2 separate regions of the Homo sapiens genome follow, and region 2 is linked to region 1. A link is a loop called in an ENCODE intact Hi-C map of the cell type or tissue named here. Cell type or tissue: heart right ventricle. All regions are shown on one strand. Links, peaks and the distances in the headings refer to the core of each region. The heading gives the core; the rest is flanking DNA. Region 1 overlaps UQCC2 (ubiquinol-cytochrome c reductase complex assembly factor 2). Region 2 overlaps SYNGAP1 (synaptic Ras GTPase activating protein 1).

Region 1 (2,896 bases), core at 397-2,896:
TTGACTTACATCACCCTTTCTATGGCAAGGCCTCAGTGTTCTGGGCCATCTCCTTTCTAGCAGGACCTAACTGTGGTCCTGGCTTGGTTCTCCTCAGTTTACACATTTTATCTTAAATGTTGCCTTCTTCATGTTTCTTTCCTTCTTGTAGAGTTTCAGCAGCTCCCCACTTATCATAGATTGAGAACTCAGATGATTTTTTTTTTTTTTGCCTTTGCTAAAAGAATCTGTTGGTCTGAGGCCGGGCATGGTGGCTCATGCCTGTAACCCCAACACTCTGGGAGGCTGAGGCAGGTGGATCGCTTGAGGTCAGGAGTTCGAAACCAGCCTGGCCAGCATGGTGAAACCCTGTCTCTACTAAAAAATACAAAAATTAGCTGGGTGTGGTGGCACATGCCTTTAATCCCAGTTACTCAGGAGGCTGAGGCTGGAGAATTGCTTGAACCCAGGAGGCGGAGGTTGCAGTGAGCCAAGATTGCGCCACTGCACTCCAGCCTGGGCAATAGAGTGAGAGACTGTCTCAAAAAAAACAAAAGAATCTACTGGTCTGGCCTGAAGCATCCCACAGGATTCCTGCCTCCTCTTCCTTGCTGACGGCATCTCCTCCCCCAGGAAGGCCTGCCCTTCTCCCTTCTGCTTGCTGACCTTCTGCTTGCTGACCTTCTGCTGTGCTTCCTTCAGAACCTAGCATTGTCTCACTTCCATCATGCACTGACCACTTGAGCATGCGGGGACTCCCCCACTGAGTCCCTGTAGCCCACTCTGCCCAGCACCCCCTTTGTTAGGCACGCCTTTCCAACCTTACATTTCTATTGTGGCATCTCCCACTGCAGCTGGTGTCGTGGCTCACAAGTCACAGATGCTCAACAAATGCTTGTTTGCTGATTAATTGATCTGATTTTTCTGTAGGTTGGGGAGTTGATGAGGCAGAGCTATGCCTCCAAAAAGTAGTTTCTAATAGCAGAGCTGTAGTCCAGGTTTGCTTCCCGCAGAGTGGAGAAGCCAGTGCTAGCTGCAGGCCTGCTTCATGTGAACGCTTTATTAAGTATGGTCTTTCCTCAAGGTACAGACACTGTGGGAGGCAGGACTCCTTTGCTCACCTCCTTTGGGATTCTTTGCTTTTCAGGTTGCAGAGCCTGAGGCCTGTGATCAGATGTACGAGAGCTTAGCGCGACTCCATTCAAACTACTACAAACACAAGGTGAGTGGGCCACAGTCTTTTATATACCCAGCTTTCTGACGGGACAACTAATAAGAATGAGTGAAAATCTGATTAGGTAATGTTTTGTAAAGACTTGGCTTTGCTGCGTTCAAATGAAACCAGTAATTTCAACCAAGCCAACAGAGGTGCCTGGTAGAGGCTTTTAGGCCACCTAAATAAAAGCTATTTAAAATTGTGAATATAGGGAAGAAACAAAACCAATTATGAATAGAAGCCATGTATTTGATATGCCAGTGTGTGCTCCTGGGAATGTCTGACAGCCATTGGATTTATACCTATTTTCCCATCCACTCTGACGGAACTGACACCTCCCCACATTCTGGTGATAAAGATGGGATGATTGGGAAAGTGCCCTCCTTTTACGGAGCTGGGCCCAACATGATTACTGTCAAATTCCATTTAGAGTGGTTTTTCCCATACTTGAAAAATATGCTCATTAACTCCACAAACATTTGTGGCCATATGCCTATGTGGAAAATTGATTTTTTCTAAATCCTCCCTGCTAACATGTGATCCATGAGCAGCAGCATGGGCATCACCTGGGAACTGGTTAGAAATGCAGAATCAGGGGCCCCACCCATACCTGCGTTTTCCAGGGAGGACTCACGGGTACATTATAGTTGGAGCTGCCTCCTGGAGACTGTACTGGTTCTTGCGAGGCCAAGTCTTGACCTCGAGGTGGCGCTGCTCTTCTCCTTGCTAGGCCTCCTGGCCTCTGGTTGCCCAGGGCCTAGGTGAAATGCAGTTAGAGAGCAGGGCTTGTGTGCTGATCTCTCCCCTCCCTTCACTTCCTTTCTGCCCCGGTGACCAGTACCCTCGCCCCAGAGACACCAGCTTCAGTGGCCTGTCGTTGGAAGAGTACAAGCTGATCCTGTCCACAGGTAATGAAAGCACAGCTGCCTTTTCTCATTGGTTTGCAAATGATTCTGAGTTTGAGTGGCCAAGGGGAATTGTCTAAGAAGACAGTTTTGCTTGATGGAAAGTCTTGTAGAACAGCCCAGAGGAAATTCTGAAGCTACAGGGCGCATGCATTTTGACCATATACTGTGGAGAAGGTCAAAGGCGTTATTTAAAAAAGAAAATCTATCTTTAGGGCTTTTAAATTCAAGGCTGGGCATCAGGGAACAGAGGAATACCTATTTGCCAAATGGAAGTAGTTGAAATCAGGATGGAAGGAAAATAATTTTATTTTTATGGTCTTAAGAGGGCTTTATAAACAATGAAGGTTTTAATTAAAACAAAAAACCATTCAATAAACGTGTTTGGGGATATCCGCCTAAGAGTTATGTGACCCAGGGGACGTGGTCTGTGGGTTAGATATGAGTTTAACTAGGTATGTTTTAGAGTCATTGATAGACTCTGATTATCAAGAAAGGAAACATCCTGCCAAGCCCGTCCTTTCCTTACTTCCCTATCTCCATTGTCCCTAAGGAGGGGGGCCGGAGAGCCAGGGATGAAGTAGGCAGGTACTGGAAAATTACTATTTTTGTTGCCAAGTATATTATATACAAAAATAGGTTAACCTTTTCTGGGAGGGCATGGCCCTGACACATTTCCTTCTGGTATTCTAGAAATGTGTCTTTCCTCTTCTTCTGGCAGCCTTCAGCAACTTAAGTTTTGAGGATTTGGGCTTCTAGAAAACTCTCTTCTGAGATTAAAACCTGGTGGTGTCAC
Region 2 (2,857 bases), core at 1-2,500, 270 kb after region 1:
CCCCCCTGGGACACTCTTCCTCCTCGAGCGACCCAAGTGGTATTCTGGAGGGGAGGAAATGGCCAGAAGGGAAGTTGGGGAGGGGGCCAGAAGGGAAGCTGTTAACCCAGGTTCCCACCCCTGACCCCAGTGCATGCCCCCACCTCCCTCTGCCCCTCAGCTCCGGCCTCACCTACCCCCCGGAAAGCAGCAGGAAGAGCAGCGACGGCGGAGAGGCTGGCAGCGGGAAGGAGGGGGCAAGGAACCTGAGCAGGAGCCCCCTGAGGGGGATGGGGTGGGAGGCCTTAGGCCCATGACTGGGGCTGGCAGTCAGCAGGGGAGCATGGCTGAGAGGGTCAGTAAAACCCCAGTAATGAAGGACACCAAAGATCCAGGGAGGCTAGGTCCCTGGTGCCCACCCACCCCAGAAGGGGCTAGCTGGGGGGAAAGATGGGTTAAAGGTCATTGCCCATAGGCAGGCTTTCCTCTTCCCCCTGGTGGGCACATCTTCCACCTGCCCCCCACCTCCTGGAACCCCTGTCTGTCTGGAGGGCCAGGGCTGCCTCCCATGACCCCCTCCCTGGACTGGAGGGGGAGGTCTTGGAAGAGACCTGTGAAGAGTAGCAGGGGGAGAAGCTGGGGACAGAAAATCCAAGGAAGGGGCAGGTGGGGGGAAGGGAGAAGGAGCCGGTTCCACGTGCACTGCAGTGGCAGGGGCTCAGAAGGTTGGTGGGGGGAGGGGAAAAGCAAAGAATGCAGGGGAATGGGCAGGGAGCAGGAAGGATGGACAGTGGGGGTTCTCGGGACTCCCAAGTAAGGATAGGGAAAGGAGGAGGAGGGGAGGTGAATGCGGATGCAGCTCAGTCTGCCAAGAGCCTAGAGGGATGGCAAGCGCTGAAAAAGGAAGCTGAGGCTCGGCTGCAAGGGAATTTAGAGGGGCCGAGGGGCTGGAAGAGAATGTAAGTGGGGGGATGCCAAGCTCCGGCTCCAGCTCCAGAATGGCTGCCCAGGCCTGGGCTCCCCCCTCAGCCCCACAGTCACCACTGCAGCCAATGGGGGGGCAGGTGCTGCATCGGGGCGGGGCCACCATCTCCACGGCAACAAGAAGCTACAGGCTGGAAGGAGGGGGGTGGACCGGAAGAGCTGCCTGTTAACCCTCTAGGTTCCAGAACAGAACAAGGGAGGACCACAATTATATTTTCACTGTCTGCTTCCAGAATTGCAAATTGCCTGCAAACTGCCCTAGAATCAGTCCTCAGCTTCCCTTTACCTGTAAAACCCAGGTGTTAGGAGGTTTGCATACAAAAATGTGGACCCCATGACACGAGAACCCTATCACTCCCTCAGGAACAGGTGTATAGTACAGAAACATATACTGAGCTATGGAGGTACGTGTATATGAGAACCACAATACAGAAAAATAACTGGGGATCTATGTGCTTTTGAGACATACAGACAACTGTGAGCACGGGCATAGCACGGATCCACATTCTGAGACCCTGAGGCCCACACACCCCACAGGATACATGCTTTGACATATGTGAGCTCTGCAACAAGGGAGTACATACTTGAACCCAGTGACCCACATGAGAGCTGCTGGTGTGGACTTTGTGGCCCAAGTCTCTTGGGCAATCATGTGGACAGCACACTACAGAAATGGACCTATAACCCTAAGACACACATATCCCCATGCAGGGGAATTCCAGTTTAACCCCTGAAATACATGCTTGAGTACACCATGATCCTGACCACAGAAAGGTATCCCCATATCTCAGAAGCACAAACATCCTTTCATTCACGTGAAAAGTACAACCACATCCACTCTGTCTCAGGACAACCCCCTTTCCTCCCCCAGCCCTTCTCTCACTCTAACACAGGCATCCGAGATTGCCACCAGAGTAAAGAAAAACCAGGAGCAAATGTGTTAATTATCCTTCTGGTACACACTAAGCAATGCATCCAATGGTTCAGGATATCTCTTCCCTAGTAACATTTTTTCTGCATTTCTCAGGTATGGCTGCCTCACTCTCATTTCAGGGAACCGAGCTCAGCCATTATTTTCATGTGCAAGCTCATCTAATAAAGGCATAAAGTCTAACTTTAAATGCATTAAAATTCCGCTTTGGAACTAAAGCATTAACAGAAGAACAAATTTGCTAATTGGCTTGCTTGGTTCTTGGAAGTAATATAACCTTACACATATTACCAAGAACTAAGATCCATGAACTCACTCATAAGTCACAGGTACACAGAGGCCACATACACATATGCTTATTAAACACTTTTGTTGCCGCAGGAAAAGAATAGCAGAAACACAGAGGAAAGGGGGGGCAGAGTGACAGAAACACAGAACATCCTGTTATTAATGCTGCATGCAGTGACATGTACAGAGAAAACAACACACACCCGTGTACACACACACACAGCAAACCTGAAAAGCACAAACTGTGATCCTGGGTCTCCATGTCCCATGCCTGCACGATGTATACACGCATGCACACACATAACAGCCACCTACACAAACCCGTAACACAGGCATTGTGCACACACCCACACATGTACACACCCTGTGTACACACACAATGGCACTCACACACACACAGCAAGGGCTTGGACTCCTGCCCCTCCAACATCTCTAATCTTGCCATCACCCACAGAATCTCCCCCTGCCCTCCAAATCCCTAACCTTCCCTTTGGCCTTTCTTCCTCTCCACACCCAGCTGGCAGCTCTCAAGGGGAGCCAGAGGAGGGAGGTTGCCAGAGAAGGGCGAAGAACAGGGTTGGACACAGAGCAGAGAAATGGGAGACAGAGCTCTGTGCTGGGGATATGAACCTCTAATGACAGTCCCTGCTATGACAGGCCTCACTGTGAGCCAGC

Evidence for each region. A loop is a pair of places that touch in the nucleus more often than their neighbours do. Peaks named below come from ENCODE experiments on the same cell type or tissue, not always from the same donor. Only the 100,000 strongest peaks of a DNase experiment are listed, where the experiment ranks them.
Region 2: it touches region 1 in a loop (2.3-fold over the local background); 5 of 110 quality-filtered maps call a loop at or near these places.

Annotation. Positions count from the first base shown.
Region 1 is chr6:33,699,651-33,702,546 of GRCh38, reverse strand. It overlaps UQCC2 (ubiquinol-cytochrome c reductase complex assembly factor 2), which reads left to right. Exons shown (of 4, transcript NM_032340.4): 2 at 1,127-1,201; 3 at 2,034-2,103. Among named protein-coding and RNA genes, the nearest start is that of MIR3934, 3.0 kb to the right of the region's middle. In heart right ventricle, for the core only: a CTCF peak has its summit at 1,880 (motif pointing right); a DNase peak (open chromatin) is centred at 1,883; H3K27ac peaks cover 910 bases.
Region 2 is chr6:33,429,348-33,432,204 of GRCh38, reverse strand. It overlaps SYNGAP1 (synaptic Ras GTPase activating protein 1), which reads right to left. Exons shown (of 19, transcript NM_006772.3): 4 at 1-44. Among named protein-coding and RNA genes, the nearest start is that of MIR5004, 7.6 kb to the left of the region's middle. RefSeq lists an enhancer at 2,512-2,857. In heart right ventricle, for the core only: no CTCF peak of the experiment used is centred there; a DNase peak (open chromatin) is centred at 1,020; H3K27ac peaks cover 168 bases.